Linked DNA regions of Homo sapiens: regions 2, 3 and 4 are each linked to region 1. A link is a contact called in ENCODE Hi-C or POLR2A ChIA-PET data. All regions are on one chromosome and are shown on one strand. Each heading gives the region's core, a stretch centred on a gene start or an enhancer-like site at or near the end of the contact. The rest is flanking DNA. Distances are from core to core; before and after follow the strand shown.

What was found. Hi-C counts contacts between places; a loop is a spot of excess contacts on that map. ChIA-PET counts read pairs that join two places held with the same protein, here RNA polymerase II (POLR2A). Pooled maps may share reads with other maps.
Region 2: a loop to region 1 is called in a map with no recorded cell type, with 3 times the contacts of the local background. The contact joins two enhancer-like sites. A Hi-C loop is called at or near these places in 2 of 37 single-sample maps with no recorded cell type and 2 of 50 pooled maps.
Region 3: a loop to region 1 is called in a map of B cell, with 9 times the contacts of the local background. The contact joins the promoter of BCAS4 here to the enhancer-like site in region 1. A Hi-C loop is called at or near these places in 1 of 168 maps with a recorded cell type or tissue (B cell), 17 of 37 single-sample maps with no recorded cell type and 11 of 50 pooled maps. POLR2A ChIA-PET finds 5 or more read pairs at or near these places in 2 of 52 experiments (B cell and activated B cell).
Region 4: a loop to region 1 is called in a map of GM12878, with 2.0 times the contacts of the local background. The contact joins two enhancer-like sites. A Hi-C loop is called at or near these places in 1 of 168 maps with a recorded cell type or tissue (GM12878), 29 of 37 single-sample maps with no recorded cell type and 8 of 50 pooled maps. POLR2A ChIA-PET finds 5 or more read pairs at or near these places in 1 of 52 experiments (activated B cell).

Annotation. Positions count from the first base shown.
Region 1 is chr20:51,398,423-51,403,914 of GRCh38, reverse strand. It overlaps NFATC2 (nuclear factor of activated T cells 2), which reads left to right. Exons shown (of 11, transcript NM_012340.5): 10 at 5,185-5,272. The coding sequence ends at 5,228. Among named protein-coding and RNA genes, the nearest start is that of MIR3194, 52 kb to the left of the region's middle. RefSeq lists an enhancer at 3,000-3,469. Within about 2 kb of position 3,379, at least 8 of the 41 ENCODE cell types and tissues checked have a DNase peak (open chromatin) inside an H3K27ac peak, as active enhancers do; they include B cell and GM12878, where a contact is called at or near this core.
Region 2 is chr20:50,538,881-50,544,372 of GRCh38, reverse strand. All of the region lies in intron 1 of PTPN1 (protein tyrosine phosphatase non-receptor type 1), which reads right to left. Among named protein-coding and RNA genes, the nearest start is that of PTPN1, 31 kb to the right of the region's middle. RefSeq lists enhancers at 2,322-2,371, 2,291-2,791, 2,792-3,292, 2,639-3,838. Within about 2 kb of position 2,597, at least 11 of the 41 ENCODE cell types and tissues checked have a DNase peak (open chromatin) inside an H3K27ac peak, as active enhancers do.
Region 3 is chr20:50,791,850-50,797,341 of GRCh38, reverse strand. It overlaps BCAS4 (breast carcinoma amplified sequence 4), which reads right to left and starts at 2,281. Exons shown (of 5, transcript NM_198799.4): 1 at 2,169-2,281. The coding sequence starts at 2,258. RefSeq lists a silencer at 1,729-2,548.
Region 4 is chr20:50,816,075-50,821,566 of GRCh38, reverse strand. BCAS4 (breast carcinoma amplified sequence 4) reads right to left here. Exons shown (of 5, transcript NM_198799.4): 2 at 3,285-3,356. Among named protein-coding and RNA genes, the nearest start is that of BCAS4, 24 kb to the right of the region's middle. RefSeq lists enhancers at 710-1,211, 2,195-2,244, 2,732-2,781, 2,792-2,841. Within about 2 kb of position 3,071, at least 22 of the 41 ENCODE cell types and tissues checked have a DNase peak (open chromatin) inside an H3K27ac peak, as active enhancers do; they include GM12878, where a contact is called at or near this core.

The DNA of each region.
Region 1 (5,492 bases), core at 2,130-4,629:
AGGAATGTACTTTGGGGACTGTGTCAGTCAGCTCGGGCCACATAACAAAATATCATAGACTTAGTGGCTTAAACAACAGAAATTTATCTTCTCACAATTCTAGAGGCTAGCAATCCAAGACCAGGATTCTGGAGAATCCTGTCAAGATCAGGTTCTGGAGAGGACCTGCTTAGGTCCTGGCTTGCAGACAGTCACCTTTTCTCCCATTGTGTTCTCCTGTGAGACAATGAGACTGACCTCTGGTGGCCCTTCTTCTTAGGCCACTAATTCCATCACGAGGGCCCCACCTTCATGACTGCACCAAGTCCTAATTATCTCCCAAAGGCCCCATCTCCAAATACCATCACAGAGTGGTTTAGGGCTTCAATATAGGAATTTGGCTGGTGTGGTGGGGGCATAACTTAGTGTGTAGCAGGGACTGTATAGGTGAAAGGTTTGATCAAGGGGTGAATCAGGAGTGAAGGTTCTGTCTGCCTGTTCTGGGAACTACTGTCTTTTAGGAACACCTGGTGCAGTGTCACCCATGAATACAGTCCTTGCTGGTCACTCCAGGTGGCCTTTGAGATGATAGCAGTACGTGCAAGGGCCACGCATGTGGATCTCACTTGGAGAAATTTAAGACAGAGCCTGGTCCCTACTCAGATCTTGAGAAATTTCTTTGCAGGAAGCCTAGTGGCTTCTCTTGCCTGTGAATCTGGAAGGTATGGAGGGAGTATGGTTGACATCTCTTATGGGAAATCCAAGACTTAAAATACAAAAGATAGATCCAAAGGTTTGTGGAAGAAACTGTGACATGGCCAGGGATGCCTCTGCTTCCAGGACGTGCGCTTGAGTTGGGCTTCGGGAGAATGTGGATGTGTTGGGGGGAGGTGTGTCCCATGTTGGGCCTGTGCTGTGAGCTGGTCCTGGCATATGTGGGTAAACATAGAATGATCTGGAAGGTGAACTTATGGGAGGGCGAGATGGAGACTGGACTGGAAATTCAATAAATATCCAGTGAATTCTTTCTAAGAATCAGGGGCCATGTTGGTATTTGAAGAAATATCTTTATGAAGCCAGGCCAGGGGTTTTGCCCCTTCTCCCAGAAGAGGGGGAGGTTTTGCATGATTCTGTGACATGAGCAAAGCAAGTTAGGGTGGAAATCTTTCTTACTGCTCCCACCTGCTAATCCACCTGGGAGTGTCTGACCTGCTTACAATTCCATCTCTCTTGGATAAGCAAAGAGGCATATACTCAAATGTCTTAAAAGAAATGTTTGGTTAATTCCTCTAACCCCCAGAGGGGGTTTATGGTATATGTCTTCCCCAAAACTCAGGTATTTATTTTATTATCTCATTTGTGATCACAGGCTGATTTGTGGGTTTGAATTACTGTTTGTTTCCTATGTCTCAATTCAATATAGTAACAAGTGCTTTTCTTTTGCCTTTTTTTTTTTCCAAAGGCAGCAAGTTATTTTGCAGGGCTTGTGCTGTTGGCTGATGTTTCTTAGCAGAGGGTTGGGGCCGAGGTGGTGATGAACTGGCTGAAGGACAAGGAAGTAAACTGTGGTTTGTTTAGAATGCTTTCCTGCCTGTGGTTGCTACTTTAGAAGCCGTGTGGTTGCTTGATAGGAGAGGTGCAGCTTAGTTGCATGTAATCAGAAGAAATTCTGCTGAATTGGAGAATAGAAATGGGCAGTTCAGGTCTGAGTTTACACAGTTGGTTAGTCCTTCCTTGTCGGGCAGCTTAGTTGAGAAAGTCACCAATTGTTTCTCCGTAGATTGTAAGTTGATGTGCAATCATTGCAAAAAAGCAGACAATGGAGATGATGGTAGCATATTCTACACTGGCTAGGAGGGGACATCTGACTTGCATTGTAGAAACACAAAACTGGACGTCCCTTAGACCAGTGCCTGATTCCCATTGGTTCCACCACGGAGATGCACGCAGGGTTTCCCTTAAATTCCATCCCATTCAAACGTGCATGCCTGTGAGCTCAGAAGTCTGGGAAGCTAGTTGTATATTTGTCAAGGAGACAGATTCTTGGGTCTGTACTTTTGTCTGTAATGGCTATTTGTTGACACCTTGTGTTTTTATGAAAATTATCACCATTGATTAAGCTCATCAGTGAACCACTTCTAATTTACATCTTAAATTATCACCTAGTCCATAGGATCAGTGGGATGACTCACCAGTTTATGCCTGGGGTAAAAATGCAAGGCCACTGTATAGGTCTTAGGCTGTAACCTTGTATTAGGTTGGCGCAAAAGTAATTGTGGTTTTTGAGGTACCCCTGTGTCTTTGGGAGGATTTGTAGATGACACTTAGGGACCATGTAGTAAGTCTAAATACTGCCTTTTCTCTTGACGTCCGCATCTCCATATTACTGACAACTGACCAGCACATTCACGTGGATCAATGGACTTACCTCCCATTTAAATATGTAGGGAAACAGAATGGTATCCTTGGTTATTGGAATGGCCTCTTTTAGACTGGTCTTTGTCTCTTTCTCTTCCATCTTCTTTAGGGGACCATATTGTGGGCTTAATAAACACATGCCAATGAGCCAGCTATAGCATCTCATTTATTTTTATTTTTTTGAGACAGTCTTGCTCTGTTGCCTAGGTTGGGGTACAGTGGCACCATCTCAGCTCACTGCAACCTCCGCCTCCCAGGTAGCTGAGGTTACAGGCACCTGCCGTCACACCCAGCTAATTTTTGTATTTTTAGTAGAGACGGGGTTTCACCATATTGGCCGGGCTGGTCTTAAACTCCTGACCTCAAGTGATCCACCCACTTCGGCCTCCCAACGTTCTGGGATTACAGGCATGAGCCACTGTGCCTGGCCTATAGCATCTCATTTAATCCTCAGTGACTTTGCCAAGGAAGTGTTCTCATCCCCATCTCGTGGCTGGGGAGACTGAGGCAGAGGCACTGTTGAAGTGCTTATGTTCCAACAGCTTCTGATGTGAGTCTACATTTTAACAGAGGCCCCAGGGCAGCCAGAAGATCTTTCAAATTGGGGAAACCCTAGCCCAGGACTAGTACCCATAGAGCTGGGGCCACATCTGGTCTCTACCCAATGCTAGGAGGCTGTTCCTGGACAAGTCGCCCCATCTTTCTCTGCCTTACTAACTTGACCTGAGAAATGGAACTCTCACCACCACCCCCGGAGATGTCTGTGAGGATGAAGGAAGGCAGAGCGAGTAGCCACCTGCGGAGGAGGGTGTTTGGCGGTGGCCTGGTCCCGAGTTGATTTCGGGCCTCAGTTGAATGAAGACAGGCCCTGCCTCTGTCTTCCACAAAGAAGCTGACAAAGAGTGAAACTCTATGACTAAACAGGAAGCTGCACCTCCGAATGCTGCAGACGGAGCCATCATGTGATGCTTTCTATTTCTCTGAGAAGGTGACAGAACAGGGCTTGGTTTCTCGAGTCCCCTGAGATAGCGCCATTGTGCCCCCCCACCCCCCATATTAACACTGGGCACCATGTGGTTTGGTGTTTGAAGGTTTGGAGAGAGAACTCGTGTTCTGGGTGGATGGTCTGAAGAACCTGGTCCCTGGGGTTCCAACTAGATTCGAACGACTCCTCCAAGGGTGTGACTTCAGACCTGTGCCTGATGCCTGAGATCCACTGAAGTGCTCCTTAAATGAGTAGATATGGATAAAGTGACAACGTGTTGGTCATTACAGAACTTTAGAGCTGTCAGCTGAGCAAAACAGGGAGTGGCGTGCTCTAACATCAGTTCCAACAGGATCACCTTGCTGTAGGGCCGGGGTGGCAGTGGAGGTTGTTGGTTTCTGGCTACCTGGGGTAAATCCAGAAGCATGTATGGGTGGGTGGGATGTGGGCTGTGAACAAGGAGTCAGGGAACACACAGGTTGGCCTGAACAACTGGAAAGAGAGAATGTGTGTTTCCCATCATGGGAACAGGTGAGACACGGGGAGGAGGGGTGAGGATCCAGAGATTGGTTTTGGCCCTGTGAAGTTTGGGCAGGTAGATATTGCAATCTGAAATTCAGGAGTGATGGTCTGGGTTAAAAACATTAATGTGGCCATCGTCAGGATAGAGGTGGTATTTTAAGGCCCTGAGTGAATTATCCGACAGTACTGTCTGCTCTTGGACTTGGAAGAAGTCAGTTTCAAGTGGAGACTGGGCAGTTTAGTGTGGGAGCTGCCTTAGGGCCACATCCACCTGGAAATGTTTGCTTTGGGAGATGGCCTGAGATGCATGGTCAGAAAAGGAGGAGAGATGAAGTGCTTCTTTTGCCCCAGGGCAGCAGTAGCCAACCCCAACTAGCCAATTCCTGTTGGAGCCCAACATTGGGAAATCCAGGCCTCTAACTGCATAAGCGCTGAAAGGATCTCATTTATTGAGCATTCTGTCTCCCTTGAAGATGAGATTTCAGGGAGCTTATGCCTCTATTTGAAAAAGCATCCTAGTTTACTTGACATTTCTAATAACGCTGCATTATTCCCTGTAAGAAATTGGACTCAGAAAACATTTCTAAATCAGGCATTTGGAATGGACTTGGGTATTCCAATTCGGCCAAAGGGGATTGGGAAGACAGGTGTTTTGAAAGCCACAGGCATTGTACACATGTAGAGAGGAGTATTATTTACAATAGACTCCCCAGGTCTCATTCAAGTGCCTTCGTTGTTCTGATAGGGCAGGAGCTTTTTTTTCCATTGTTGACAAAAAACAGGAAGAAAATGTGCAGTTTTATGAATTTCCCTGACCACTGAGGTGATATCACTAGTAAGAAGGAAACTGGGGCCCAGTTTAGTATCTGTAGATGCCTGAAGGAAGATAACAGTTGAGTAGATCTTTAATGAAATTCTGATTTTCCTTTGACTGCAGCAGAAACCAGCTTAATTTTCTCTTTGTAGTTGGCCATGATTTGAAACCCCATCACATACCCACAGCAGCCCTTTTGTCCACCCTGAACACGCTCCCCTGATCCCACACCCCACATAATGTAATGCACTTTGCACAGAGTCCCTCATCTCCATGATTATTACCCTAGTGTTGGGTTAATTCTGGCACAAATGCTAAGATGTTGCAGAATTCTGGCTTAAACTAGAGCCAAAGGGTTAAGTTCCCTCCTGGGCTTGGATGATATCGGCATGAGTTGGAAGCGTAAGAGAGATCAAAGGTGATTTTTTTTTTTCTTCTCAAAAATGATTTTGCAAATCTTTTTCAGAGCTGATAGACACACACCTTAGCTGGATACAAAACATATTATGAAACAGAATGACTGTGATCTTTGATCCGAGAAATCAAAGTTAAAGGTAATCGATATCTTCTGCTTCTCCTTTTGTTTTCCAGCTGTGTGTTTCCTTAACTTGAATTTTTTTTTTTTTAAGTAAAGTATAAGAAAACTTGACAGGCTGAAGGCCCTCTCTTCTCATTCTCCTGCTCTTAAGGGCTAGACCCCTCCACTCCTGAAGTGGACACTCCTGGGGACCTCCCTGAGAATCTCAGGGTTGGGCGGGAGAAGGGGGGATGAGG
Region 2 (5,492 bases), core at 1,348-3,847, 860 kb after region 1:
ACCAGCCTGGGCAACATGGTGAAACCTCATCTCTACAAAAATAAAAATAAAACAAGTAGCTGGGTGTGGTGGTACATGTCTGTGGTCCCAGCTACTCGGGACGCTGAGGTGGGAGGATCCCTTGAGGCCCAGAAGTCAAGGCTGCAGTTAGCCATGATTGGGCCACTGTACTTCAGCCTGGGCAACAGTAAGATCTTGTTTTAAAAAAAATTAATACTGAAACAATTTAGTCCAGGCGCGGTGGCTCATGCCTGTAATCCCAGCACTTTGGGAGGCCGAGGCAGGCGGATCACGAGGTCAGGAGTTTGAGATCAGCCTGGACAACATGGTGAAACCCTGTCTCTACTAAAAATACAAATATTAGCCAGGAGTGGTGGCCCATGCCTGTAATCCCAGCTACTCGGGAGGCTGAGGCAGGAGAATTGCTTGAACTCAGGAAGCGGAGGTTGTAGCGAGCCGAGATTGCACCATTGCACTCCAGCCTGGGTGACAGAGTGAGACTCTGTCTCAAAAAAAAAAAGTTTAAAAGTTTTTAATTTTTATGTATTCCAACCTATTGACCCTTTCCTCTGCAATTTCCTTTATTGCTTCTAAAAGTAGAAAGTCTTCTTCTTCGATATTGGAATACCACTTTTTTAAAAAAAGCATTTAACATTAAACCATCAGAGTCTATTTTCCTTCTACCATCTTCAACTATGCCCATTATATTGCCTTTACGTCTCATACTATGCTGAGAATAGGTGCTTCTTCTGGCTTGGTCAGCTTAACACAGTTCTACTATGCTTGGTGTCTTCTTTGTGTTTGTGTATTTCAGCAGCTCGAAAGGCTGCATCCTCCTCCCTCTCCCGAAATTCAAATAGTAACAAAATGCAGCTGCATCCGGTAGTTCTGATTTCAGAATGAACACATCACTATTTTTCAGAGATAGACAAACTATTATAATTAGATAGAGTTGGTTTTTAAGAAGATGATGCAGGTTACCTTCATTCTTTGCAACTATTTAGCAAATTAAAGGTCAAGAGGAACACAAGATATCAAAATATACGGAATTTTTAAAACCTACAATAGTATTTTTGTAGTTAAAATAAATACTGCTCCTTTGTCCTTCTGTAAGGAAAGAATGGGCAGGATGGCTCTGGTATAAACATTTCCCCCTTCCCCCATATTTATGTTGTGTATAAACTTGCAGTAAAATACAAGAAAATATTGAAAACATTAAATTGTTCCTGTTTATCATGTTCATAAGCAGATCTTTAAAACAAAGAAAGCATAGCTCTCCATGGCAGTTATCTGACTTCTAAACTCCAGGGGAAGCAAGTTGTATTTTATCAAATATATTTAATTAAGAAGCCATGTTCAGAGTACCTATTTCATATAATAGGCATAACAGAAAAATCTCAACAAATTAATATATCTTACCACTTCCTCAACATATTTAGTAAAATGGGATTTTAAAAAAGTATTCTTATCTCTTTCCTCTCTAGTCACAAGCCTTGGGCAACAGATGCAAGATCTTTTGGTCATCTGCCTTCTTAGAACGGAATACATAAAAAATAAATTGTCTATACAATGGAAGCAGGCAGTAAACCTTTGCTAATAACATATGATCAATTTTGAGAAGCTTTTGAAGGCTGAGGGATGCCAAATCCTTTCTTAAAAGGGCTTGCTCAATATCTCAAAGCCACAACTACAACTATATAGGAACCAAAATCCATATACCTATTGCTAGAAACAGATCCGGGGCCACTATTATTACATGAATAACTTAGGCCTTATAAACAACTATTGCAGAGATAATATCCTTTAAAGACATTACACAATTGGCTATACACTCTTCCTCCAAAGCTCATGAAATGACAACATCTAAGTTAGGTTAAGAGGAAAACAAAGCTTTCCCTAGGACCTGCAAAAATCAGGATGAACAAAGAACTTTAGGAACATTAAATCTAGTCAGATTTTCATGCAACAGCAGTACATAAACTCGGGGAAAAAAATCACTATTAGAATGTGTCTTTCCTACTGTGCTAAAAATCAATCTTCGCAAGATTACTCAAAGCAAACCATATAAAATTTCACTAAGATACATTCATCTTGTGCTCTTGTTTAAGAAGACAAGATAGCTAGAAGGCCAGAATTGTAAAACTCTTTTAAAGTAACTGGTTTTACCCAATCCCCTAGGTATATTAAGGCAATATGATGCCAAAGCCAAGTTTTAAGGATCACCTTCAGAGTGAAGACCACATTGTACTTGCAGCCAATTTTTGTCCTTGCATTTCAAGTTATGCCAAGTGTTGATGGGTCAGGTAGTAATGTCATGGTCCCTGTCCTCAATGAGTTCCCACTGTGGCCACAAATAGTGTTGAGTAGAAAGTACTGATCAGAGGGGAAGTCTATTCTACAGGAAGAAGGGAAAAACATCAAGGTTGGCTAGTAAAAACGAGAGTAGCAAATTTAGGAGTAATTGCAGAGCAGTCACATCTGGTGCAAAGGAAAGAGGAAGCTTCCAGGCACCACTGACCTGCTACCTCTCCTTGCCGACTTTGGTTGGCCTCAATGGGTGGTAATAAATCATACAGCTATGTCCAAGCTGCTTCCCCTAGTCTGTTCCGGCACTGTTGCTTCAAAGGAAACCTCAGCAATGAGGGCCAGGGTGGAGAAGGGACGGCCATTCTGAGGCTAGAGCAACCTCAGAAGCCTGCTGCTTGTGTCACTCTGCAGGTTCTTGCCATCACACAAAAGGTCAGAAAGGAGAGAGGAAGCTCACGCCATACTACGATGACCTGCGACCGGGTCTGGTTTGCCCAGGCTCTTAGAAAGGAACATGGGACACATGTACAACTGTTAAACATCTTGCCACTGTTCACCAAGCCTGGAGAGGCTTCCCAGAAGAGATGACAGAAGAGCTGTCCCGTACATCTCAAAGGAGCCGACACTCGTAGGTCTAGCTTGGTCATCAGCACAGCACAATTATGCAGACATTGGGCTCTCCATAAGGATTTACTGAATGAGTGTGCCAAACCGGTCAGAAAGAACCAAGGTGAAAGCAGTGGATTTGGATTGAGAAAATAGACATAGCATGATGATGACGATGGCAAACAAAATAAGAACCGCATAAGAAAGTACCAGTGACCAAGTCAACTTTGAGAACTTTCTCTGTTCTCTCCCTTGACCTCCTTAACAGAAGGCTCATGGGGCATTTTCTAGCAGTGAGTAATTTCCTGCTGATATCCAGGGAATGCTGGGTGTTGAGAGAAACATTTCTCGGAAGAATGTGCCTCTTCACCTCTACTTCTCCTGCAGGTCGCACTGTTTTCTGATGTGGTACATTCCTGAGACGGAATGTAGTACATTCTATCTGACACAGAATCTAGGCTCCCCACAGCCTCCTTGCAAACTAGGGACTGAGCAGGTGGATGGCTAGGATATCAAGAAGGTTTTCACATGGAGCCCTGAAACAAGCCAGATAGAGACCTAGTATAATCCACAGCATTCCCAGTGGCAGGAGGACCCAATCAAGACACAACAGAACTCTCTGTGCAAACACTATTCAGGCAGGGGTGGCAAGCACTGTCTTCCCAGCTCCCTGTGCCTCGAAGAGCTCACCATGATGATTAGCTCCCTAGAGGCTGGACTCTTGAGTACTTGGCAGGCTGATGGGCACCTCTGCTGAACCCTGGACGGTAGCAGCTTATTTCCTGGATATTTTGCCTTTCTACCTGAGTCCAAAGTATAGGTGGTACTTGCTCCTCCAATCCCTGAGTGACATGGTTTGTAGTTTTGCCCCCTCCAAATCTCACGTTGAAATGTGATCCCCAATGTTAAAAATGGACCTAGTAGGAGGTGTCTGGGTCACGGGGCCAGATCCTTCATGAACGGCTTGATGCCGTCCTCATGGTAATGAGTTATCACTCTATGAGTTCATGTAAGAGCTGGTTGTTTAAAAAAGCCTGGCACCACCCCCTTCTCTCTCATAATTTTTCTGTTAAGTTTAAATGTATGTTTTTAAAATTTTTAATAAGGCTGGGCACAGTGGCTCACGCCTGTAATCCCAGCACTTTGGGAGGCTGAGGCGGGCAGATCACGAGGTCAGGAGTTCAAGACCAGCCTGACCAACATGGAGAAACCCTGTCTCTACTAAAAATACAAAAAATTAGCTGGGCGTGGTGGCGCATGCCTGTAATCCCAGCTACTTGGGAGACTGAGGCAGGAGAATCACTTGAACCTGGGAGGCGGAGGTTGCAGTGAGCCGAGATCACGCCATTGCACTCCAGCCTGGGCAACAAGAGCGAAACTCTGTCTCGAAAAAAAAATTTTTTTTTAATAAATGAAGTTTAAAAAAGTGAGAGGAAGTGAAAGAAACAGACGACAGGCAAAGAAGATCAAACATACACATAACAGGCTGAGTTCCTGAAGAAGGAAACCCAAGCAATGTACCAGACGAAAAACGGAAAACTCTAATTCAAGATTTTCCTGAAATTAAAAAAAAAAGATTTAAAACTACATATTGAAAGAGCACATGGATTTTTGAGGGAGAACAACCCAAAACAGCCAACACCAAGACATGGTTGCATAAATGATGAGACTTTGAATTAAAAGGTTAAAAAAATCCTTTGTTCCTCAAGCCCAGGAGTTCAAAACTTCAGTAAGCTCTGACTGCCTCACTGCACTAAAGCCTGGGCAACAGGGTGAGATCCTGTCTGTTTAAAAAAAAAAAAAAAAAAAAAAAAAGAGAGAAAGAGGGAAAAAATCCTTTGGGCACATAGACAAAAAACCCTAAGTCACTTATAAGCAAAAGATAATTAGACTGTCAAACATTTACAGCAATGCTTTATACCAGAAGACAACAGAATAACATATTTACCTTAAAGAAAGAAAATGTGATCCAAACATTTTTATATACAGACCAAATGGCCTTAAAATAATAGGCTGCTGACAAACTATTATGAATATGTACTGTTGATTCACAGAAGATTGTTCCCACAAGCCCTTCCTGAGGAATCTAGTGCAGAAAGAGCTTCAGGAAGAATTGAGAGAAGAGGCTGGGCGCGGTGGCTCACGCCTGGAATCCCAGCACTTTGGAAGGCTGAGGCAGGTGGATCACCTGAGGTCGGGAGTTTGAGACCAGCCTGGCCAACATGGAAGAAACCTTGTCTCTACTAAAAATACAAAATTTGCCAGGGGTGGTGGCACGTGACTGTAATCCCAGCTACTCAGGAGGCTGAGGCAGGAGAGTCGCTTAAACCCAGAAGGTGGAGGTTGCGGTGAGCCGAAATCGTGCCGTTGCACTCCAGCCTGGGCAACAAGAGCGAAACTCTTTCTCAAAAAAAAAAAAAAAAAAAAAAAAAAGAATTGAGAAGAACTTAGAGTGAGCATTAATATTTACTAGTAGGTCTAAGATAGAAGGATGTAAGGGAGACAACACTCTATACTACAGCTATGTCCGAGGCAGAGGCACAGAACAGGACGAGTTTGTGAAAAGTAAAACAATCTTG
Region 3 (5,492 bases), core at 1,032-3,531, 610 kb after region 1:
AGCAGTTTTCAGTATATTCACAAATTTGTGCAACCAACACAACTATCTAACATCCAGAACATGTTCATTACACCAAAACGAAGCCCCATACCTTCCCATTAGTAGTCCCCACACATTTTTCCATGCTATTTTGAGTAAAGAAAAGCAAGTTGCAGGACAGTATTACAGCAGCAAGTGAGGTTTCATTTAAAACTAATATAGATGGGCCAGGCATGGTGGTACATGCCTATAATCCCAGCACTTTGGGAGGCTGAGGCCAAAGGATCTCTTGGGCCCAGGAATTCAAGACCCGCCTGGGCAACATAGTGAGATCTCGTCTCCACAAAATAACTTTGTTTTAAAAGTTAACCTGACATGGTGGTGCGCACCTGTGGTCCTGGCTATGCGGGAGGCTGAGGTGGGAGGATCACTTGAGCCCAGGAGGTTGAGGCTACATTGAGCTATGATTGTGTCACTGCACTCCAGCCTGGGTGACAAAGTGAAACCCTGTCAAAAAAAAAAAAATTAAAAACGTCTGTTCAAAAATTATTTTAAAAATATGTGGAGATGGCTGGGCGCTGTGGCTTACGCCTGTAATCCCAACACTTTGGGAGGCCGAGGAGGGTGGATCACGAGGTCAAGAGATAGAGATCATCCTGGCCAACATGGTGAAACCCCGTCTCTACTGAAAAATACAAAAATTAGCTGAGCATGGTGGCACACGCCTGTAGTCCCAGCTACTCGGGAGGCTGAGGCAGGAGAATTCCTTGAACCTGGGAGGCGGAGGTTGCAGTGAGCTGAGATCATGCCAATGCACTCCAGCCTGGTGACAGAGCAAGACTCCATCTCAAAAAAAAAAAAAAAAAAAAAAAAAATATATATATATATATATATATATATATATATATATGGAGAAAAAGAAAAAGAAAAAAGAGAAAACTCATATATATGTATATATATATATATGGAAAGATATTTTATGGTTTTTTTTTTTGAGAGGGAGTTTTGCTCTTGTTGCCCAGGCTGGAATGCAATGGCTGATCTCAGCTCACTGCAGCCTCCGCCTCCCAGGTTCAAGCGATCCTCCTGCCTCAGCCTCCCAAGTAGCTGGGATTACACACCCGGCTAATTTTTGTATTTTTAGTAGAGACGGGGTTTCACCATGTTGGTCAGGCTGGTCTCGAGCTCCTGACCTCAGGTGATCCACCCGTCTCGGCCTCCCAGTAGTGCTGGGATTACAAGCGTGAGCCACCAGGCCTGGCGAGATAGATTTTTTTTTAAATGTCTCACTCTGTCGCCCAGGCTGGAGTGCAGTGGCATGATCAAGCCTCACTGCAGCCTCACTCTTCCCCGTCCCCTATCCCCATCCCAAGCAATCCTCCTGCCTCAGCCTCCCAGAATGCTGGGACCACTGGCATGAGCCAATACTCTGCCTAGGCAGATACAGATATCTACATTTGTAAATGCATTTTAAATGTCCGGAATGATTTATACCAAACAGTTAATGCTGGTTTTCTAAGAAAACTAGAATTGGGGTGGGAGAGAAAAGAGAAAGGGGTGCATAGCCTTTATGTTAAATACTCCTGTACTGCTTTTGTGGTTTAAAAAGAGAATGGGTTGAATTTCTGACCGTAAATAACTCCTAGTGAACTCAGACAAATAACTTTTTCACAACAGCGTCGACAGATGCCTCCAGCCGGAAGGTAGAGGGTCTCGTTTTAGATCTGCTTTTCACTTGGTGCTTTTAAAATAGAAAGCGCAGACAGAGGCGTGGTGTTTTCGCTCCGAGCTGCAGCAGCGCAGCGCGGCCCGCACAGCCGCAGCCTGAGGCGCCGCTCGGCCCGGGCACCGCTCGGAGGTAGCCGGGGCAGCAGAGGTCCCGGGGTCCGCCTCTCCCAGGGCCGGCCTGGCAAAGGGCGGCGCCTGAGGACCCGGCGGATGCTGGGGGACCCGGGTGGGGAGGGAAAGCGAGCCTGGGCCTCCGGGGCCCGGTGTCGCCCGGAGGAGCGAGCAGGGACGACCCGCTGCACATCTCTGCGTGGCGCCCCGCAGCCACCCTTCAGGAAGGGGGGAATCCCCGGGCCCCCCACTCCGGGAGCGAGAGGATGCTCCGGGGAAGCCGAGGGTCCGGAGCCCGGACCCCTAACCGCGAGAACCCTCTCCTCCAACTCCACAGCCCCGTCCCCTACCTCGGCCCCAGGCTCGGGGGTCAGGAAGAGCGCGAGCTCGCGCGCCCCGCTGCGCATGGGCTCCGGCTGATCAGCGTCCACGAGCAGCATCAGGAGGGCGACGGGGTCCGGCTGGCGGAGGCTGCCTGGGAGCCCGTGGTTGCGCCCGGGCCTCGGAGCCCCGCCCCCGGTCCGCTGCATGCCCCGCGGACCGCCTGGCGGAGGCGGGGCAGGTGCGCTCCCGGCGGTCGCGGCTCGCAGCTCCAGGAGCGCCGGGCCGAGCGGGCAGCGCCACCCAGTGGCGAGCGGCGCGCGCTGCGCCCGCCCCCGCAGCACCTGGGCATCAGTGCTTTGCAAACTCGCTTGCAGATGGCAGTCACCTGGAGCTCTTTTAGAATTTCCCAAGCCTGGACCACACCGTCTCTGGGTTAAGACCTGGGCATCAGGATCTTTTGATGTTTGTTAGGTGGTTCCAACCAGATTGTTGACCCAAAGCTAAATTTGAGAACTATTGGGGCAAGCCACCCCTCCCCATCGGAATCCCGGTAGAGTACAGGCTCCCGGCCCCGGACCCGGCCGTAAAATAGAATCCCCGGGAAGCTTTTAAAAGCCCGGAAGCCAGGCCTCGCACCAGGCCGATTAAGTTGGAATCCTTCGGAGTGGGGCTTGGGCATCGGTAGTTTCTAAAACTCCCCGGGTGATTCTAACGGGCGTCCGGGTTAGAGAGGCGCTAGCTTAGAGGAAGCCCAAAGCCGCCCGCCCCCCACCCGTTCCCATCCTACTAAAGCATCTAGTTTGCATCGGGCGGAGGGTCCTGGAATTTAGGGAAGGCCGAGTGTGACGGTCCTCGTCTTCCTCTTCGGTGCGGATTTTAAAATAAACTTCACCAGGAAACTATTGAGCGCACTACATTTCACAACCGCACCCACTCCCTCCATGCCCTCGGAGGCCGGCCTAGATAGACCCTTTACAAGCCTTGGGGCTGAAGAGAGCGAGGTGCGCCTCATCTCCCACCCCAACAGTGCTAATGAGGAAAGTACTAAAAGGCAAATAGGTATAAGACAAGTCTGAAGTTTTGATTTTTCGTTTGATGACTTATTTTTATTTTTAATTAATTAATTTTTTTTTTTTGGAGACGGAGTCTCGCTCTGTCGCCCAGGCTGGAGTGCAGTGGTGCGATTTCGGCTCACTGTAACTTCCACATTCCGGGTTCAAGCAATTCTCCCCCTCCCTCAGCCTCCCGAGTAGCTGGGATTACAGGCGCCTGTCACCACGCCCGACTAATTCTAATTTTTGTATTTTTTAGTAGAGACGGGGTTTCGCCATGTTGGCCAGGCTGCTCTCGAACTCCTGACCTCAGGTGAGCCACCTGCCTCGGCCTCCCAAAGTGCTAGGATTACAGGCGTGGGCCAGCGCCCCCTGCCTGCTGACTTTTCTTTAAATGTTAAATCGCCTCACAAAAAAAAAAAAAAAAAAAGGCTGAGCTGCTTGGGCAAACATAAGGAGACTCCATCTCTCTAAAAGAAAAAAAAAAATTAAAATTGCAGGATGTGGTGGGGCACAACTGTAGTCCTAGCTACTGGAGAGGCAGATGCAGGAGGATTGTTTGAGGCCAGGAGTTCAAGGCTACCGCGAGTTATGATCGCACCACTGCACTCCAGCCTGTGTGACACAGTGAAACTCTGTCTTTTGTTGTTGTTGTTGTTTTTTAAAAAGGAGGGGCTGGTATCAAGGGTGCAAATAAATATATAGGACGTCCCACACCTTCCTCTCCATTAAATCTGAATTTATATTGTAGTTGGCCACCCTAGGTAGGGGCCTAAACAACACATGTTTGACCTGCCTTTTGTGTAGTCCATCACTGCACAATTCCCACTTCCAAATCTGTCCACTGCTAATTTCTCCCTATCCAAATATCCAGGCCTTCAGGCCAGTCATTTTCTGGAAAATTCTTGGCAAAGACTTGGGCCTCAAGTGCTTAAGGGTTTTATAGGAACTCACTGAGCCCACACTCGGCCATTCGTCATTGTCATGATTTCCCTGATGCTCTGAGCCCTCCTCGCCATCCCCTGGGAGCCGGTCTCAGACCCTTGCCCTTGCCTGCTGGCTAGGCATCTCCCACAAAGAGCCCAGGACTGGCCTCAGATCACCAAATTGACCTGAGCACAGCAAACTTCTCCTGGTGGATAAATCTCAGAAACATAAAGCTAAGGAAGAAAAGTCGTGTTGCAGAAGGCTCTGTAGGGCACTGTGCCATTAGCACAGTTTTTAAAACACGCAGAACCACACTGTATATTGTTTATGGACACCGACAGATGGAGCAAAAGTACAAAGCTGTGCATGGGAACGACGTACCCCATGTTCCAAAAGTGGTTACTTTAGGGCGGGGGAGAAGAAACTGGAGAGGGGTATGGGAGGGAGGGATTTCTTTTTCTTTTCTTTCTTTCTTTCTTTTTTTTGTTTTTTGACAGAGTCTTGCTTTGTTGCCCAGGCTGGAGTGCAGTGGCACAATCTCGGCTCACTGCAAGCTCTGCCTCCCGGGTTCAAGCGATTCTCCTACCTCAGCCTCCCCAGTAGCTGGGATTACAGGAACAAGCACCACCAAGCCTGGCTAATTTTTGTATTTTTAGTAGAGACAGGGTTTCAACATGTTGGCCAGGCCAGTCTCCAATTCCTGGTTTCAAGTGACCCACCAGTCTCGGCCTCCCAAAGTGCTGGGATTACAGGAGTGAGGCACTGCACCCAGCCCAAGAGGGATTTAATATATATATATTTTTTGAGACAGAGTCTCGCTCTGTCGCCCAGGCTGGAGTGCAGTGGCACGATCTCAGCTCACTGCAACCTCTACCTTCCAGGTTCAAGTGATCCTCCTGCCTCAGCCTCCTAAGTAGCTGGGATTACAAGCACATGCCACTACGCCTAATATTTTTTTTTTTTTTGAGACGGAGTCTCTGTAGCCCGGGCTGGTGTGCAGTGGCGCAATCTCGGCTCACTGCAACCTCCTTCTCCAGGGTTCAAGTGATTCTCCTGCCTCAGCCTCCCAAGTAGCTGGAATTACAGGTGCCCACCACCACGCCTGGCTAATTTTTGCATTTTTAGTAGAGACGGGGTTTCACCATGTTGGCCAGGCCGGTCTCGAACTCCCGACCTCAGGTGATCTGCCCGCCTCAGCCTCCCAAAGTGCTGGGATTACAGGCATGAGCCACCGCACCCAGCTACGCCTGACTAATTTTTGTGTTTTTAGGAGAGACGGGGTTTTGCCATGTTGGCCAGGCTGGTCTTGAACTCCTGACGTCAGGTGTTCGGCTGAGAGGGATTTCAATATTCGGAATGTTTTATTTCTTC
Region 4 (5,492 bases), core at 1,822-4,321, 580 kb after region 1:
ACTTGGATTTCAAAGCAGCTCTTAAAGAGAAAAAAGAGGCCCCAAGCTAGGGCTGATCACCGGACACCTCTCTCTGTAGTCATGTAGCCCCACAGCACACAGCAGACATACCAGGTAAGCCAAGCATGAACCTCTAGGGGCCAAGAGGATTTCTAGAATATAAATGGCATTGGCACAGCGTGCCCATGCAGGGGCTGTAAGCTCAAACACCCCCAGGGGTCCCACAAGCGTCACATATTTGCAGAACTGGCTGGGCACATTCTGTCAACACAGACACATGGGAAGAGTCTTTGCTTCCAAAAGGATGCATGTTCTCTTCCATTTCTTGGAACATGGGATCCTCTTGGTCTGGCTTTACTTTCCCACTTTCAGTAGGGTCAAAAGAACAGAGAAACATCATCTATCAAAAATACACAAGCACGTGGCGGCTGTGGAGTCAGGAAGGCTCCCCGGGAGCAGCCAGCACTGTATCAAGCTGGAAAGCACGCTTGCTGCCCACAGCAGGTGGTCGCTTGCTTGCCACGTGACATGGCGGCCGATGCTTGCAAGGTAGGAATGAGTACCCCAGGAGGGCCAGATCTTTGCTTTTCTGAGAGAAGCCGGAACTCTAGATTTTTCACATGAAATTCTAAAAATGTCACAAGCTAATGCCTGCTTTTTTCCCCCCCAGAAACATCAAATTATCTGCAGGCAGGATTGGACCTGTGGGTCATCTGTGTGTGGCCTCAGGATTAAATCTTTCCATGAAGCATCTCCAGGCTTCGAGTTAGGAGGACCTGCCTGATGCTGCCTGCAATCTTGAGTCTCCTGGCAACACAGACACACACACTTCCCACCACAGGAAGCTGTGATGGTTTTTCAGGGCTGGGCCACATGGGTCTCTCCGCCTGTCCACATGGACTTCTGCCCCCAGCCCTCTTCAGGCTGATGCTGGGTCTCCTTGCGCAGAATGCCCATGTGGATGACGGGATGGGATTTGAAAACAAAGGTGTCCCTGGAGCATCCATCCACACCATCCTCCCGACCTGCCTTCCCTGCCCGCAACCACGATCCTTCACCCAGTGCCCAGCCATACCACATCCCTGGCCTCCCCGCCTTTGCACAGGCTGGTCCCTCTGCCTGAATGCACTCCTTCCCCATCTGTTGAATTCTCTATTTCTCCTTACAGCCCCAGATTCATCACCACCTGTTATACGAAGCCTTCCCAATTTCCTAGGCAGGACTTAGCACCCCTGGCTCTGGAATCCCTTCACACCTTGACCTTACCTTGACAACAGCACTGTAGCATGGGACGGCACCAACTGATACCCAAATCAGTCTCCCCACATACACTGGGGCTTGATGGGAATGGAGATGGACTGAACTCTCTTTGCATACTCAAGTTTATGACGGGGCCCATTCATGAGAAAGTGCCCAATGCAGCCGGGCATGGTGGCTCACGCCTATAATCAATCCCAGCACTTTGGGAGGCCGAGGCGGGAGGATCACTTAAGGCCAGCAGTTCAAGACCAGCCTGGTCAACATGCTGTCTCTACTAAAAATACAAAAATTAGCCAGGCATGGTGGTGCATGCTTGTAATCCCAGCTACTCAGGAGGCTGAGGCAGGAGAATCACTTGAACCCGGGAGGCAGAGGTTGCAGTGAGCCGAGATTGCATCACGGCACTCCAGCCTGGGGGACAGAGCGAGACTCTATCTCGAAAGGAAGGAAGAAAGGAAGGAAGGAAGGGAGGGACGGAGGGAAAGACGGAAAGACAGAAAGACGGAAAGACAGAAAGACAAAGACAGAAAGAGAAAGAAAGAGTCCAATGCGTGGTGGTAAAGAAAGGACAATCCAGGCTGTTAAAAGCCTGTCTTGTTACCTAGCTCCCACCTGGACCCACATCTGAACGTAAAAATTGACTCAAGAGAAGAAACCATATAGGTCCTCTTGGGATTTCTGCTGTGACCCTAGAGGCTGGGCCGAGGTCCGCTGAATAGGTAGGGATGACTCAGTGCCTGCTGTCTAGGGTGGCTTTGTGCCGGGCACAAAGAAAGGCGTTCAATGAACATCTGGGGCTGCTGTTACTGTTACTCCCTTGGGTTCTCACAAACACTCTCAGGGTCCGGACACGGTGCTTCTCAGGGACATAAACGCACACCACTGGGCCCAGGTGGCCAGGCTTCCTCCACTCTGGGGAGACACAGGGCCTGGTCACAATATGGAGCTCTACCCTTTGGGCCTCCAGGCAGACACCTCAAGCCCAGGTTACTGGTTTGCCTCTAATAAGCTTGGGAGCTTCTAGAAAATTCTATCAGCACTCCTGGGGGCTCCACACCTGGCTGGCAGCAATCCTAGGAACACTGGGATCTAGAAGCAATTTCTTTTTCTTTTCTTTTTTTTTTGAGACACAATCTTGATCTATCACCCAGGCTGGAGTGCAGTGGCGCAATCTCAGCTCACTGCAACCTCCACCTTCCGGGTTCAAGCAATTCTCCTGCCTCAGCCTCCTGAGTAGCTAAGATTACAGGCGCCTGCCACCACACCCGGCTAATTTTTGTATTTTTGGTAGAGGCAGGGTTTCACCATGTTGGTCAGGCTGGTCTTGAACTCCTGACCTCAAGTGATCTGCCCGCTTTGGCCTCCCAAAGTGCTGGGATTACAGGTGTGAGCCACTGCACCCAGCCTCTAGAGGCGATTTCTAGAGACTCTGGCGTGGGAGGCTTTGTCTTCTGGGCCATTGTCTTCCATCTTCCTCCTCAGCCAGGCTAGTAGATTTGGGCCAACCAGACAGAGTAGGAGGTAAAAGCAGAGAGAACAGAAGGATTCAGGAAGGAACTCGATGCCCAACTCCACCACGGGCTGTGGCCTGGGCAAGAGGCTCCTCCTAGGCCTCGCAGGCCTGAAGCCATTTCCTGGCTGTCTCCATGTTTGCACAGGGGACGGTGCAGAGCTGAGGAAAGTTAAATATAGTCTAGCGTCCCCGCTGAACGGCTCCCTGCATCGGTGCCCGAGAGTGCCACCTTGTGGTCCACTCCTGGCTCCTCTGCGGAATAAAAACCATCTCGAGGGAAGGACGAGATCAAGATGGCCGCCTCAGGAAGCACTTGGGGTTGAGTGAGAGAGAGAGAGCGAGAGAGAGAGAGAGGAGGGAGTGTTTGCACGTGGCTTTCCTCTCAGCGCTGGCCGCTGCCCCATTCCTCCTGGTTGCTAACTCACCACCAAAATGGCTTCCGCAGAAAACTCCAGCAAGGGCCTGAAGTCTGGCCTGGGCCTAAACCCACGCCTTCCAGGCAGCCACTCACCAGGTCAGCCAGGCTGCAAAACTCTTCCAGCCTGAGGAGCATGCCCTCGATGGTCTCCTCCACCTCCTTCGCCTGAAAAAGAGACGATATCCTGGAGATTAGCAAGTGGTTTCCAGGGAGACAAACACCCTTCATTTTTTTTTTTTTTTTAAAGCAAACTAAGTCTTAGGATTATGTGCCCGGTTCCTGCTCGACCCCCTTCCACTGCCTCCTTTGAAAGAGCAATAAACAGGCAGCAGTCCTGGCGCCCATCACGGAGGACTGGTTAAAGCCACCACGGCCTCTCCATTCTATGCAGCTTTCAAAAGAGACAAGATCAACAAATACAGGAAATAACAAAGCTACCCGTATCCTCCACGTTGTACAGATGAGGACACGGAGGCTCAGAGAGGTGGGGTAACCTGCTCAAGATCACACAGTTAACAAACAGCGGGGCAAGGATCCTAATCCAGATGGAGTCCACAACCTCACAGCCTGCTCTAATAAACACAGTGGCCCCGGTGATACCCCGGAGAGGAAAAGCAAGCTGCAGACGGTGTCAGATACAAACCATACCAAAAAAAATGTGTGAGGCGGGCGGATCACCTGAGGTCAGGAGTTTGAGACCAGCCTGACCAACATGGCAGAACCCCGTCTCTACTCAAAATACAAAAATTAGCCGGGCATGGTGGCGTGTGCCTGTAGTCACAGCTACTCCGAGGCTGAGGCAGGAGAATCGCTTGAACCTAGGAGGCGGAGGCTGCAGTGAGCCAAGATTGCACCACTGCACTCTAGCCTGGGCAACAGAGCGAGACTCCGTCTCAAAAAAAAGTACATGTCTTCACAGAGAAAGGCCTGGAATGATATGTGCCAGACTGCTAATAGTTAAGAGATGTGCTTATACTTAAAAAATTTGTTGTTTATCTGAAATTCAAATTCAACCGGGCATCCCATAGTTTCTTTGGAAACCCTATTAACAGGGCTTACTTAGCCCTGGGCAGGAGGAGTTGGGAAAGGGACTCTGACAAGGGAAACTTGAATTTTTTATGTTATGTAAAGGGTCCATGGCCGGGAGCAGTGGCTTATGCCTGTAATCCCAACATTTTGGGAGGCCGAGGCAGGAAGATCACTTAAGTCCAGGAATTCGAGACCAGTCTGGGCAACATGGTGAGACTCCATCCCTTTAAAAAAAAAAAAAAATTAGCCCAGGTGCACTGGCTCACGCCTGTAATCCCAGCACTTTGGGAGGCTGAGGCGGGCAGATCACGAGGTCAGGAGATCGACACCATTCTGGACAATGTGGTGACCCCATCTCTACTAAAAATACAAAAATTAGCCGGGTGTGGTGGCACACACCTGTAGTCCCAGCTACTCAGTAGGCTGAGGCAAGAGAATCGCTTGAACCCGGGAGGCGGAGGCTGCAGTGAGCCAAGGTCACACCACTGCACTCCAGCCTGGGCGACAGAGCGAGATTCCGTCTCAAAAAAAAAAAAAAAAAAAAAAAAAAAAAAATTAGCCAGGCATGGTGGTGCATGTCTGTAGTCCCAGCTACCCAGGAGGCTGAGGCTGCAGTAAGCAGTGATCGCACCACTGCACTCCAGGCTGGGCGACAGAGTGAGAACTTGTCTTTAAAAAAAGAAGAAGAAATAAAACCCAGTCATCAGGCTGGACATTAACATAAATGAGTGAAACAGGCCATCAGGCTTGTGATCTGAGAGGTGCTCATCCAGTCCTCCAGCTGCTGGCCACTAGCTGCCATCAGGAAATGCAGGCCCGGAGCTGCCAGATCTTTCCATTTTCCAAGAGAAGCCAGAAATCCTAATTTGATAGGAAATGCCCCAATGTTTAAACATTGGAACACATTTAAAAAACCCTTTAATGCTTCACAAATTAAGCCAATAACGAACGTGCAGAGGGCCTGCCAGTGTACAACTGCTTCATGCACTTGTGTAAAAATTAGGGAAATAATTAGCGGTTTGGCCAGGCGTAGTGGCTCACGCCTGTAATCCCAACACTTTGGGAGGCCAAGGTGGGCAGATCACCTGAGGTCAGGAGTTCGAGACCAGCCTGACCAACATGGCGAAACCCCGTCTCTACTAAAAATACAAAATTTAACCAGACGTGGTGGCACGCGTCTGTAGTCCCAGCTACTCAGGAGGCTGAGGCAGGAGGACTGCTTGAACCCAGAAGGAGGAGGTTGCGGTGAGCCAAGATTGTGCCACTGTACTC